Regions from separate parts of the Homo sapiens genome. Here region 2 is linked to region 1. A link is a contact called in ENCODE Hi-C data. All regions are on one chromosome and are shown on one strand. The core of a region is the stretch at or near the end of the contact, and the rest is flanking DNA. Distances in the headings are between cores, read along the strand shown.

Evidence for each region. Hi-C counts contacts between places; a loop is a spot of excess contacts on that map. Pooled maps may share reads with other maps.
Region 2: a loop to region 1 is called in a pooled map, with 2.1 times the contacts of the local background. The contact joins the enhancer-like site here to the promoter of C1GALT1 in region 1. A Hi-C loop is called at or near these places in 2 of 168 maps with a recorded cell type or tissue (CD4-positive, alpha-beta memory T cell and PC-9), 8 of 37 single-sample maps with no recorded cell type and 13 of 50 pooled maps.

Annotation. Positions count from the first base shown.
Region 1 is chr7:7,178,212-7,185,304 of GRCh38, forward strand. It overlaps C1GALT1 (core 1 synthase, glycoprotein-N-acetylgalactosamine 3-beta-galactosyltransferase 1), which reads left to right and starts at 4,333. Exons shown (of 4, transcript NM_020156.5): 1 at 4,333-4,609. RefSeq lists silencers at 4,073-4,682, 4,903-5,122.
Region 2 is chr7:8,279,470-8,286,562 of GRCh38, forward strand. The region is part of intron 3 of ICA1-AS1 (ICA1 antisense RNA 1); the gene reads left to right. Among named protein-coding and RNA genes, the nearest start is that of ICA1-AS1, 21 kb to the left of the region's middle. Within about 2 kb of position 4,702, at least 2 of the 41 ENCODE cell types and tissues checked have a DNase peak (open chromatin) inside an H3K27ac peak, as active enhancers do.

The DNA.
Region 1 (7,093 bases), core at 3,083-5,582:
GCCCCCTTGGTAGACCTGAGAAATGTAGACAGACCTGTTGGCGAGCCATGAAAATGTTGCAGAGAGAGTCATCAGAGGCATCTGTAGCTAAACATGCTATGCATCAGACTGGTCATTTGTGAAGAGAAATAATACAGCCAACTTTGTGAAATAGTATTGCAAGCCCTCTGGGCAAATTTGTATTATGAGTCAATCTGTAATTTGCTTGGAGATGGCAGACAAGATGGCTGTCTGGTTTCAAGACATGGTTTAATTTTGTGTTAACTCATTAATTTTTAAAAAATTAAAAAAAATTGATTGAGGAAAAACAACTGGGGGCAGAATTCAAGTTTCAAGGATTCCGTTGTTCTATTCACCATGTTACTTCCACAACTGGCAAAGTTTAGCTCTCAGTAAGATTCACACTACATCTCTCTATAAGAGATCAAAAAACCCTTAGATAATACAGGTGTCAGGGAGCAAAGATAATCCTAACATTGTATGCTACCTACTAAAGTGAAAAAGATATACTTCATTCAATTATTTATTCATTCAAACAACAAATAATTGAACACCTGCATGTGTGCCAGGCATTGTGCTAGGCTCTATTATATCCAGCTGTATGAGTTACCTATTGTTGTATAACAAACTATCCCAAAACTTAGTGGCTTAAAACAACAATCATTTAAACATTTAGTATCTCACTGTTTCTGTGGCCTAGGAATTCAGGAGCACCTTAGCTGAATGGTTCTGTCTCAGGGTCTCTTTCTAGGTTACAGTCAAGATGTTGACCATGATGCATGCAATCATTTGAAGGCCTGAAGGGTTGGAGGATCTGCTTCCAAGCTCACTCACATGGCTCTTGTCAGAAGGCCTCAATACCTCACCGGTTGTTGGCTAGAAGCCTTAATTACTCACCATGTGAGCCTCCTTATAAGTTGCCTGAGTGACCTTATGACTCTGACATAACAGCTACCTGGCCCCAACAAGTAATCCTAGAGAAAGAATAAAAAGTCTGGCATGTTTTATAGTCTCCCCTCAGAAGTCACATTACATCATTTCCACTACATTCTATTCATGAGAACAAGTCATTTAATACAGTCCAAACTCAAGGTGAGGGGAATGAAGTTTGACCCTTTGAAGGAAGAAGTATCAAATAATTTGTGAACATATTTTAATACTACCATATGAGTTAATAAAATTTAATACACGAAATTTAACTTAATTATTATAAACTGGTGTTAATATATTTGTAAAATGTAGGTATTTAAAGGGAAACTAAGTCTATTAAAGAAGACAATGTTTTAATGTTGTTGCTAGCTTGTTTGCATTTTCTGTCACCATTTTCACCTCATTCTGTCTATTAAAAAATTCTATATATAGTGCTAAATAAATGATGACTTGGCCTATCTTATTATGTCAACTAAGAATTGCATTTGATACTTACAACAGACAATAACAAAATCTTATATAGAAGGGATATAATCTTCCTCACCTAACAACAAATCCAGAAGTGGATAGTCCAGACCTGGTAAGTTGGCCCTCCAAAGCAACCATGGACCTAGGCACCTCTGGTGTCCTACACTATTAATAGTGTCTGTGTGGCTTTTGTTATTATGGGTGAAATATGGCTGTTCTACCTCCAGTATCATGTCCCTGTTTCAGGTTCAAAAAAAAAAAAAAAAAAGGGATGGGTGCATATCAAATGGCTAAAGCGATATTTCTTCCATAAAGCTTTCCTTGAGTCTCCTCTACAGAAATTCACTTTTATTTAATTGATGGTCACATGGCCAGCCATGACTTATGAAAGTCTAGGGGCATGAATATTTTTAACTGGCCACATTGTCACCCTGAAGAAATCAGAGTTCTACTAGTAAAGAAGAAAGGATTTTGGTTTAGACAACTAGTAATGTCTACCGACCTACTCCAACGAGTTTTGACATGCATTATTAAACACTAGACACAAGAGAAACAACAATACTGAGGTTTATGTGTGTTTCAAGTATGTTTCAAATGGGAGAATCTGGTCAGTTTTGAGTCCCACATATAAAGTATATTTTTCAAAGTAACCACAATTTTTATTCTCTAATTGAAAATGTCGAAGAATTGGCTGACATTAATGTCACTTCTAGGAATGTGTTCAAGGAGATAATTGCACAATTGTGCAAAAGCCTATGGATAAGAATGTTCATCAGAGACTTTTTTTATGGTAGTAAAAACTTGGAAACATAAATGTCAATCAATAGAATACTGGTTGGATAAATGATGGTATATCCATTTAACAGACAGTATGCAACTTTTAAAAATGATGTTATTCATGACTGTTGTTCACTGTGCAGATAATACGATCCAATTTATGAAATATTGTATTTATATGTCTATATGTGCTTTTATTCTTAGAGAGATGCCTAGAAGAATGTAACACAAAATTTAAGAAATGGTTATCTCTATATTATGGTATTTGGACAGATTTTAACTTCTTTGCATTTTTGTTTAAATTTTTTAAATTTGTTTGCATAAGCATGTATTGTTTTTATAAAACAATAGTTATTAGCTGGGTGCCACAGCCTGTGCCTGTAATCCCAACTACTGGGGAGGCTAAGGCGGGAAGATTGCTTCAGCCTTCAGCCCAGTTATTCGAGGCTGTTGTGTGCCAAGATCACACCTGTGAATAGCCACTGCATTCCAGCCTGGGCAACATAGAAAGACCATATCTCTTCAAAAAAAAAAAAAAGCTATTTTCAAAGAAAGGCAGGGTGGGGGCAGGGCTGATTTGGTCCAGTATTGTTTCTAGCAAGTAATTTTCCAGGATAAGGCTGTGGCTGACCTTATTTTAGGAAAGGGTTCTAATCTTTGCTCAATGGAAAAAAGTGTTATTCTTTATTAATTATAACTTTTAATAAAATTAAAACGAGATAAGGAGTTGTGAGTTTTGGTTTCTATTTGGAACACTGACCCCTGAAAGAGTTCTCCTTCCATGTTTCACAATGGATGGCAAGACATTGCGGAAAGGTGGAAGGATGTTGCGGAAAGGTGGAAGGATATTGCGGAAAGGTGGAAGGATATTGCGGAAAGGTGGAGGGGGAGGAGGCTGAGCAACAACTGTATACAAGTTGGGGAGGAGTAGAGAATGGACGTAATCATGTAAGGCAGAGAAGTCTGGACCCATGAGCCAAGGAAAGAGCAATAACCTGGACATCAGGATAGCTGCACTTCTCTTCTAACATGGACCTATCAGTTTATCTTTCTGGCCTTAGTTTTGTCATCTGAAAAATGAGACATCTGTATTAGAATCACTACATGTGCTTTATGTTTCACAATTCTTTTGGATATATTGATGCAATGTCCTGAGAAACTACACTACAGCTGAACCTAAGCAAATTAAAGGAAAAATAACAATAACTAATGTATATTATTATTTGTCTCAGGCATTCTAAGTAACTTGCCAATAGGTGGAGGGACCAAGATGCCAGCCCGGGCAGTCTGATTTCAGAGCCCATACTCTTTAACAACCATGCTGTAGAGTACTAAAGAACCGCTTGGATAGGGCATTTAAAGGAAGCAGGGTAGCTTTCCTATTCTGGAACGTGGTCTTGTAGATAATGGTTAACGCCAGTAAAGACTAAACCTTACCCTCACCTCATGACTATTGTGGGGTTGCCTCAACAGGTGGCAGCCTCCTCCCCCTATTCCAAAGACAACTTCCTTATTCAGAGCCCAGCGAAAGGGGAGATAGGTTTTGTTACGCCCCTAAGAAGCTCTTCCGGCCATTGCCCCACAGAACCGAAGTGCTGACAGAACCAAAGACGAAATGTGCCTATAGAAAGCTTTCTGGTATCATTATCTCGGTTCTCAGCTCTTCCTGGTTCTCACATGATGACCCAGCACCCGTATGCATACTTCATCTTATTACTTCCTTTTATTAAGCCCAGAGAGATACTGAGTAAAGAGAGCACGGGGAGAGAACAGAAAAACAAATGAACGGGTTAAGAGCAGGCTACAGGCCACAAGAGTCCTGCAGGGTTAGAGCCTGTACCTCAGACAAAGGTCCTTCAAGCATCCCCTTTCTCGCTCCCTATTGTTACCCTGCTTTCGTCCCGCTCAAGGTCTTGAAGCTAGTGCATAACCTTACAGCAGGATCAGAAATGCGGAGAGTAGCAGACACAAGCCGCAAGGGGGATACAACAAAATCTACTGCTCGTGCAAGATCCGACTTCCCAGACCCCTTCGCATTAGGGCGGAGCGTGCACCCGGCAGCCAATCCCCGCTTCCTCACGTCGCCGTATCCCCGCCCACCGCCCCTCCCGCTCCGCCCTTCCCTGGGGCTGGTGCGGCGGCGGAGACGTCAGCGCCAGGAGACTTCGGGTGGCGGCTGCGCCATAGGCGGGCCACGGCCTGGACGCGCTGCGGGGAGGGGCGGAGCGAGCGGGCGGGAGCGCGCGCTGGGCCCGCCTTGGCCGCCGCCGCTGTGCTGCCGCTGCCGGGGAATAATCTGGGCGGCAGCGGGCGGCCTCGGCTAGCGGCCACGAGCCACTTCTGCGGCTGCCCAGAGAAGCAAAGGTCACCAGTCCCAAGTCGTCCCCCTCTCCGCCCCCCAGGAGGGGCGAGAGGGAGCCGCAGCTGATGTCAGGTATGGCCGGCGGAGGCGCCCTCAGGCTACGGGTCCAAGGTCTCGTCTCCCCTCGCCCTCCCCCCTCTCCGGGTTGGTGGGGAAGCGTGGAGGATGGAACCAAACCCCGGGCGCGGCGGAACAGGTGTCTCGGGGTCAAAGCCGGGCTGGGGTCGTCCGGGCTCCTGAGGAAGGCGCGAGGACTTCCCGCTCCCGGAGCCTTAGCGATCTGCCACAGCGTTCGGCTGCGTACCCGGCCTCAATTTTGTGGACATGTACCCTCCTCTTCGTCGTGGGTCCTTCCCTTGTGCCCGCTCGCGCCCCTCTTCTGCTCGCGCGCTGCCTGGCGGCGCGGCGGGGCGCGCAGTGCGCCCGGACCGGACCACTTAGCGGTCCTGCCCCGCCGGGCCCTCCCAGTCCCTCCTCCCGGGCCCTCCCCGCCCCGCCGCAGACCTGTGGGTCCCGCCGGACTGGGCGCCCAGGTGTTGGGCACCTTCGCCGGGGAGCCACTCGGCTGCCGCGCCGCCTGAGCGCCCAGCGAGCGGGCTCCTTCCAGAGGTGCCTGGAGCTTGCTTGGGTCTAGCTTGGATCATCAGGTTTGTCTGTAGCTGATTTATTTCTTTAAGTTTCCCTGCCGCAGAGTGAAGCAGATACGTGTGTGTTGGGGCATTCGGGGCATGGAGGAGGAAGAAAGGCATTAAATTTTTTTTTTTTGCTTCTGCACCCCATTTTTCCCCAACAAATTGTGATGGAATTAGTAGGTGTTGACAAGTTGTCCATTTGCTTTGAATTTGGGTAAGTCGTACACTCTTAAAAGATGACCATAATTTAGCGCTGTGGATTTATTCTTTCCTGGTCCTTACCGTCTCCCCACCCCCCACCACCCCGCATTTAAAGCAAACAACAGTATCAGCAACAAAAAACCCACACATCCTGGAAAAATTCTCAAGATTTCTAACCTAGTTCTCTATATCCATTGTACATACTACTGTATTTCCTTTTAACGCTTTTTTAAGATAGAAAACTATTGTGCTAACCATGGATTGATTTCATTATGAATTTAAAAGTTATAAATTTAGAACCATAATGAATCAATGAATAATTGGCCGATGTGTAAGGGAGAGAAATATGTTAACTTACTAAAAGTTGGGCATAGAACATAGCTCTGCCAGGAAAAAGTGCGCATAATTTCAAGTTGCTTCATTCTGGTGTGAGTTTGGGAAGTTGGAATCCGAGTTTTTAGAAGGTATTTAGATGACAGCTTTTCACCCTCTTAGGTAAATGGCAGTTGAGCTTAATGCCCATGATGCTGTATGTTCTAAATATTGTATATAGTACACTATACTTTCTACCAGTCTTTATATATAGATGTACAGTTTAAGTGAATATAAAGTTTCAAGTTAGCAAACAGTTAACTCTTCACCTTATGGTAAGTGAAACAATGACTTAGTAAGGAAAGTATGACTCATTTAAAATTCTTCATAAAGAGAATAATTTTTCAGTATTAGTGGAGAGCTACTAAATGCCTCTCAAATTTGCCTGGAATGTGTATTTTTTTGTATCTTCCTACTTAGGATTAAGCATTTTAGAAATATTTTGTGTTTCCTATTTAAAGTTTTTCATAATTATGCTTTTTAAGACTAGACTACGTTGAGTAAATTCAATATCCAGTTATTCTTAAAATTGTATCACAAATTTATTTCAGGGTACACATAATGAGTTCTTGTTTACCTAATAGAAATATGAAAAAGTATGTCACTAGGCACATGCTACTATTTGTGTATTGATTTGTGCTAAAATTAAAATTGCATTATGCAGTTTAACATTATAAGCCATGGTAATTTAGAGTCTTTGTGTGGTAAAATCATTGATTGGAATTTTTGTGACAGTGCAGCTATAAATAAACCTTAAGTAGAAAATGGAAAGCTTGATGCTGAAATTAAATTCAGATAGGCTTAAAAGTTTAAGCTTCCCAATACAACCATCTTTTCTTTTAGAAGATTTCTTAAGATTTGATTAAAGACGCTGATGTACAAACTATAGCAAGGCTGAAAGAAAGGTATGACAAAAATCTTTTTACTTCAAATTCAGTGGGATTAAGTCATTCTTTTAAAAGAAGAAAGGTGGGGAGCGGGAAGGAGACTTGTTCCATAAAATGAGAAGTTAGCCTTTTATCTTAAAATCTGGTTAGAGAGGAACTCCAATGTGTACTTAAATTATTTTGCAGCTAATTCAAATGTCCAAGGGGAATATATATGCCAAAATCTGTAATATGTGAGAATAGGAAGAGGGAGAAAAAAAATATATAAAGAAACTGGTGTTTGTGATTTAGGGAAGCACATAAGAAGGTGGGGGAAACTGAAAGGAAAGTCTAAATAAATTATCTAGCACCTGTAGTATGTGCTGCCTTGCACATTGAAGGGGCGTGTTGGGGGCAACGAGAGGCAATATTAGGGAGATTCTGGAATGGGAAACCTGTATATTAAAGCACATTTAAACGGCTAG
Region 2 (7,093 bases), core at 3,452-5,951, 1.1 Mb after region 1:
TACAAACTTAATTGTACTGAATAAAGACTTTCTTTGGCTTCAAACCTTCTGGTGGTTCCCTATGAGGTGGTTATCTATTGCTCTGGCCACCTGGATCTTCTTTCTTTACTGATGGAAATAAAATGAGAGTTTAAAATTTAATATTAGAGGACACATGTGCCGGTCCTTCCTGGGGAGGAGAAGCTATAAAAGGAGAAGCTTGGGAGCTGTCAGTGGCCATGTTTTTCACCATGTGCAGGAACCTGGTCAGTAGTGAGAAAGGATTAAACCAACCCATGGGGAAGATCAGAGATTAGAGGTAGGGAATACATATATATATATATACACACACACACATATATATGTATATATATGTGTATAAATATACACACACATATATATGTATATATATGCACACGTATATGTATATATACACACATATATATGTATATATGCACACACACATATATACACATCTATATACATATATGTATATATACACATCTATATGCATATATGTATATATATACACATCTATATACATATATGTATATATATATACACATCATATATATGTATCATATATACATATATGATATATATACATCATATATATGTGTGTATATATATGTGTGTGTGTGTATATATATACACACACACATATATATATATGATGGAATTTCTCTCTTGTTGCCCAGGCTGGAGTGCAGTGGTGCAATCTTGGCTCACTGCAACCACTGCCTCCCAGGTTCAAGCAATTCTCCTGCCTCAGCCTCCCGAATAGCTGGGATTACAGGCCTCTGTCACCATGCCTGGCTAATTTTTTGTATTTTTAGTAGAGATGCGGTTTCGCCATGTTGGCCAGGCTGGTCTTGAACCCCTGACCTCAGGGATCCATCCACCTTGGCCTCCCTAAGTTCTGGGATTACAGGCATGAGCCACTGCACCAGGCCCAGAGATAGGGAATATTCTGCAGGTGGTATTAGAAGCTCTCATTCATGTGGTTCTGTCCTTCCAGAAGTTGGTTTTCCAACCCTTCCTCGGATCACGTGAGATACCCCAATACAGTCTTATGAAGAACCCCTTTTATCTAAGCCAGATAGAAATAGATTTCTGCCACTGCAAATAAAAAGGTGTTCCTTAGAATATAGCTTGTAAGGGCCTTCATGAGATGGAACTGCCTTATCAATTGAGTCTTTATAAAACCCTCAGGAATGTGCTTAGCTGAAAGTAATAGAACACATGACAAGTAGACTTAAATAATAAAAGCATCCTGTTTTCTGACATATCAAGAAGTGTTGACAAAGACAGTTCCAGGGTTGGTTTATCAGCTCAACTAAATGACAGTGACTTAGTCAGCTCTTTGCAATTCTTTGGATCTTTTCCTTGATCACAAGATGGTTGTAGGAGCTCCAAATTGTCTTTAAGACCTAGGTGAGCATTGCAGACAGGGAAGAAGAGGGCAAAAGCTTTCTCCTATCAAGGGTCTGGTTTTAGCCTCGAAGGAAGCCCTGGTGGACTTATCCTTAGATCTCATTGGCCAGAAATGGCTCACATGTCCAACTCTAGACTCATGACTGTGAAGTGAAAATTACCTTGATTAATTTCCTAGCTGTCCCTAAATCAAGGGATCCCTGCCAGTTTTCTGAGGTTCCGTCTGCAGTAAAAGGAAAGAAAGGCTGTAGTGTAGGCAAGGAACTGTGTCTGCCACACTCATATATTTCAATTACCCTCTCTATTCTTCCACCACTACCACCACCACCCCAGTTCTAAGAGCTAGCCTGACTGAACTGCCTTTGATACCCAAACATGCGAGGCTCTCTGTGGTTTCTGGGTCTTTGCACATAACTTGCTCTGCCCTATATATACTCTCTTCCCTTCATTTACTAGCATCTTGGTCTGGGTGGCTCCTACCTTTCTCTTTAGGCCTCAACTTAGACATCATTTCCTTTAGAAAGCCTTCCCTAATATATTGTAATTTTATACTTACTTATTCATATCCCCCACTGGGCTATAAACTTCTTGATGGTGTGTCGTCTGAGTCTTATTTCTCTATTGCCTCACATAGAACCTGCACGTTGTAATGATCAATAAATACTTGCAGAAGTAGATGAAGCACTTCTTGGGTGCACTCAGAATCAACTTGTGTGAGAACCATTTAAAACATGGCTCATAAAAATTTAGGTATTAACTTACTTCTGATTTTTGTTAAAGAGAATGGACAAAGAAGTGATTTATTTTAAAATACCTGATAAATATTTACATTTTAAAATCTTTGCCACGATGGCTTCCAAAGAAAGAACATAGCAAAGGATGATTCCCCACTTAGGCAGGGCAACATTTATTTTACTTGTCTTACAGCAGGACTAAAGATTCTAAGATTTTTTTTGAATGGTCCTTAAATAGTTTTACAAATAGTCAGAGTTCTGCACATGGACTCAACATAAAAACTGAACGTAGCTAAGTGATTAACTTACTTCTTGAACTTCTTAAGATGTTGTCTTACTCTGTAACTTCTTGCTAACATGTTATTCAAAGAAGCAATAAGGTGACATGACAAGGCACTTCCAGTTCTTTTCCAAACAAGGTAATTTTAAATCAGGAATAAAACGAAGCAAGAGAAAAATAATCACCAAATGTGATTAATATAAAGTAGCAGCATTTGGAAATTTTAGCACTTTGAAGTTGGACATTCAGTTTGTAATTAATATGAGGTAATGAATTATTTGTTCGCAAATATTAAAAAATTTACCAGGCATAGTGTGGGGGGCTTCTTTAGGTTTTAGAAGTAGTAGTGCCACCTTTGGGTGTCATACTCTGACTTTTTCTGGGTGGCCTTGACCTGCCAAAAGCTGCCTGTTTTGAGTGAGGCCGAAAGTGGGAAGTAGCTGTCCAGCTGGCTCAGGCTGCAAGGCAAGCAGCTCTGCCCTTTGGCCCTTGTGAGCAAATGGATTTGGTGCTGCTGAAATGGTGTGCAGCCCATTGGAGAGCTATATGGCATCCATGACAAGTGCCTACAAGAGCCATCGTAGAGGAGAACTTCTGTGTTTGGGAAAATGTGAAGACCCCTTTAGCAGATGACCCTTTATTTTGAAACATGACTCCTGACTTGTTCCTGGGCTCTGATAGAGACTGAAAGACCCAACTCTCTGGTGTAAGATGATCTCAGTACTTTGATACCTGACATGGAATGAGTGTTGTCTCAGGTACTTAGCCACAAAGTCAAGCATTCCCAACGGTAGTCCACATTGAGTGAACTGAAAAGGAAGAAAAAACTATGAGGCTGAGCCTGTGGAGAAGCCTAAAAACACAGATAAACGGTACAAGCAGGCAGTCGTATTCCTACTACATTACTTTTTCTTCCTATGCTTCATGGGAGTTTCCAGTGACTAGTGGTCCAATGAGAGAGTTCTTCACTGAGAGACCTAACTTGAACCTGGTGTACAAATGGCCTTGCACAATATGCTAGCCCCAGACAGGATGAGAGGAAGCGTTGCTGTCCTTCAGTGTGGCTGTGAAGTATAGTGGAGAAGGAAAATGCTCACAATAGTTGATTCTGAGCATGAATTTCATTGTCTACTTGACCTGGAAGGAAATATTGTCAACTTTATCTGAGGTCAGGATCTACACCAATTCCTGAGGTAATGATTTGCTCAGAGGTGATATTCAAAATATTTAACACATAAGACAATTGGAATCTATCACTGAAACTAGTCTTGAAGTCCAGTTTTGCCAGATGTTAACCCTTTGGTTTCTGAATTGTGGGGAGTCAGAGATGTCCCTGAGGGAGGGATCGATTGACTTGGGCAATGGTGGGGATACTGGGCAGGGGCTTGGAACAGGGCAATATTTTAGAGATGCTTAAAGCTGATGAGTACACAATGAGTCATTTTTAGTCCTGGTCTGATTAGACGGTCAGAGACTTAGAAGGATCAAGATTGGAGAACTGATGACAAGTAGGTTTTAAGGAAAGTTGATGCACCATTGAAAATGGGCCCAAAGTGTGAAAATATCTGGGTTAATGTGAGTCCTCACTGAGAAGCCATTATTGTAGAAGAGTTTGTGTATTAGTCCATTCTCATACTGCTATAAAGAAGTGCCCAGGACTGGGTAATTTATAAAGGAAAGAGGTTTAATTTACTCACAATTCCACATGGCTGGGGAGGCCTCAGGAAACTTACAATCATGGCTAAAGGGGAAGCAAACACATCCTTCTTCACGTGATGGCAGGAAGGAGAAGGATGAGAGCTGAACAAAGGGGGAAGCCCCTTATAAAACCATCAGATCTTGTGAGAACTTACTATCGTGAGAATAGCATGGGGAACACCATCCCCATGATTCAATTACCTCCCACAAGGTGCCTCCCATGACAGGTGGGGATTATGGGAACTACAATTCAAGATAAGATTTCAATGGGGACATAGCAAAACCATATCAGTTTGTTAATATCCAAGAGAACAAAGTGATTTCTTCTATGGGGGTCAGACATCCTCTGTTCCCAGTCAGTTTCTTGGCTTATGGATATAATAGCTGCTATTGCCAGAATGGAGGTAATTCTTGGGCCTAACAGCATAAATTTCCTTTTACCAGACGCATCTGTATATTGCTAGCAGCAGTGACTGTCACTGCACCTCTAGGGAACTTGGTCTGCTGGTAGTGGGAAAGTTATTTTAAGTTGGGAATGCTTCTTTATCATGGAGTGGCAGCAACTCATCCAGTGGCACTCATCCAGTGGCAGTACTGGAATAGTCTTTCTGAACTTGGATTTGCTTTCCCTGCTTACATACCACTAACACATCGGCAGGATTCTATATATGGCCTCTGACCAATGAACTCACCACTTGATAAGTAAGGCAATAGGCTAATAACTCACTGGCCTTACTGTATAAATATCCAATCATCCTCATGAAGCTATTGAAATGACCTATTGAAAACTTTGCCCTAGTGCCATTTGGAAAATAGCAGATGTGATATGGAGTGTTACGTTGTAAGATATAGAACATGAGCAGAAACAATGACTAATACATTGGTTATTACTTTCAGAGCCAAAACACAACCTAAGAATCTAGGGATGAAGGCACCTCTTACAATTATACTTATTCTCTCACTCTTAGAATTTTTGCTTTAATTTTTAAAAATTGTTCTCTTAACTCTTTTAGCCTAAGGAATTTAGTACCCAATGGAGGACTGCTTCAAGCAAGAGTTTTTGTTTGTTTGTTTGTTTGTTTTAAAAAAGTAGGTTTTATTGAATTGGCAGCTGAGATTGCCACCTGGAGATTTTGTATTCTTTATACAATCAGGGCAAAGATGCTTGGCAAGCTGAGGTGTTGGCTGAAAGCCAGGAGAACTTGGAGCAAACAGGGAAAGTACATATTTTATATGTCAGCAGCAGTCTCATGCGTTCTTGCAGAATGGAGGACAGTAGCCTTCCCCAGTATTTCCTTATTTGCTGCTAAGTATACTATTTATCTCACATTTCCTTTAAACATGAGAATTAAACAAATTTTCTTTTTCTTTCTCCCAGGGCTATATAATGTAATCTAAATATCAATTAAATCCACCATGTAGTTCATAGGCTGAAGAATACTGAGATGGGGTTGTGATAACTGAGAAGGAATGGACATAAGTCAGAGGTCATAGACTTGAAGGACAATGTCTCACCTCTGAGTGCAGTTGCTGGAAATGACTTTGCTTGTCTTCTATTGCCATTGTGTGATGATTGGTTGAATCATGTGTTATGGGTGTTTTTTTTTTGGTACAGGTAAAGAAAGATATGTATGTGAGTAAGCAAGCATGTGTGTATTCTGGGCAGCCAGAGGGTAGATTGTAGCAGATAGCTTTGGGGGTAGCTGTATGGCTATGGCTAAGCATGGCTCCTTTCTCAGAAGGATTATTTGTTTATATACAGACATAGCCCCAGGAGATCACATCTGTGCTCTGTGATTTTGTCTTCCTGGCCATAGCTGCTAGTCTGGGAGTTACCACCTATGTTCTTCATTTTGATGATTAACATTTGGCATGATGAGATAGAGAGATGGGAAGATGTGTAAACTCCTACTGAGGCCCTGGAGTGTCCCCATTTCTTGTCCTTTTGAGCCTTTGTTCCTCTCTTGCATTTTATGAAGTGCTCTATAATCCTTCTGATAACCTTCTCTCTTTGCCTAAATTAACCAGAGTTGTTTTACACTCTTTGCAACCAAAGAACATTAACAAATGTGGAAATTAAAGACTACTTAATATATATAGTGATCTTAGATGTGGTTCCTCAATTTTAACTAAAAATTATCAAGTATTTGTGAAGAAGAAAGCTACAAGAAGAAGACACCTGAGTTCATCTCTTCCTTCATGGGTTCTCCCCTTTCCCTTAATTCTTTGGTGGAAAAAACAGCATTACTGGAGTAATTAACATACATTTTTCTAGAATTAAAATTAGGAACTAGGGAGGGTGGCATGTGGAGGGAAAAAACCCAGCCATCTGGAATGAACGATTTTTTACAGGTAGCCTAGGTTAGCCAGGCTGGTGAGAAAACTAGGTCAGGAGGTGAAGACACATGGACCTGGAGTAATGGCAAGCATAGGATGAAAACATGCAGAACCTGGTTGAAGTTCTCCTGCACTAGCTTCCTCATATGTTGCCATTTCATCAGTCTTGCTGTCACTGGGACAAAGACACATGTTCTGGCAGCAGTGGATAGAGACCATGGAGAAACCTGCCAAATAAGCAAAATTATATATTGGTGGCTTCAGGCATATTATTCAACAATGTCACCTCATCTGCTTTTCTTAATTTTCTTAAAATTTTCTTAGAAAGAAACATTTAATAGGGACTTAAGAACGGAAGCCATGTCTGTGTCTCAGGCAGTGGCCAGACAAGATGGTAAGATGGTAGATCCCTGTCCTCTTTTCCTCTTTTCTTTTTTCCTTCCCTCCCCTCCCCTCTCCTCCCCTCCTCTCCCCTCCCCTCCCCTCCCCTCCCCTCCCCTCCCCTTCCTTTTTTTGTCAGGGTCTTGCTCTGCACCCCGGTGGAGTGCAGTGGTATGATCTCAGCTCATTGCAACCTCTGCCTCCTGGGTTCAAGTGATTCTCATACCTCAGCTTCCAGAGTAGCTGGGAC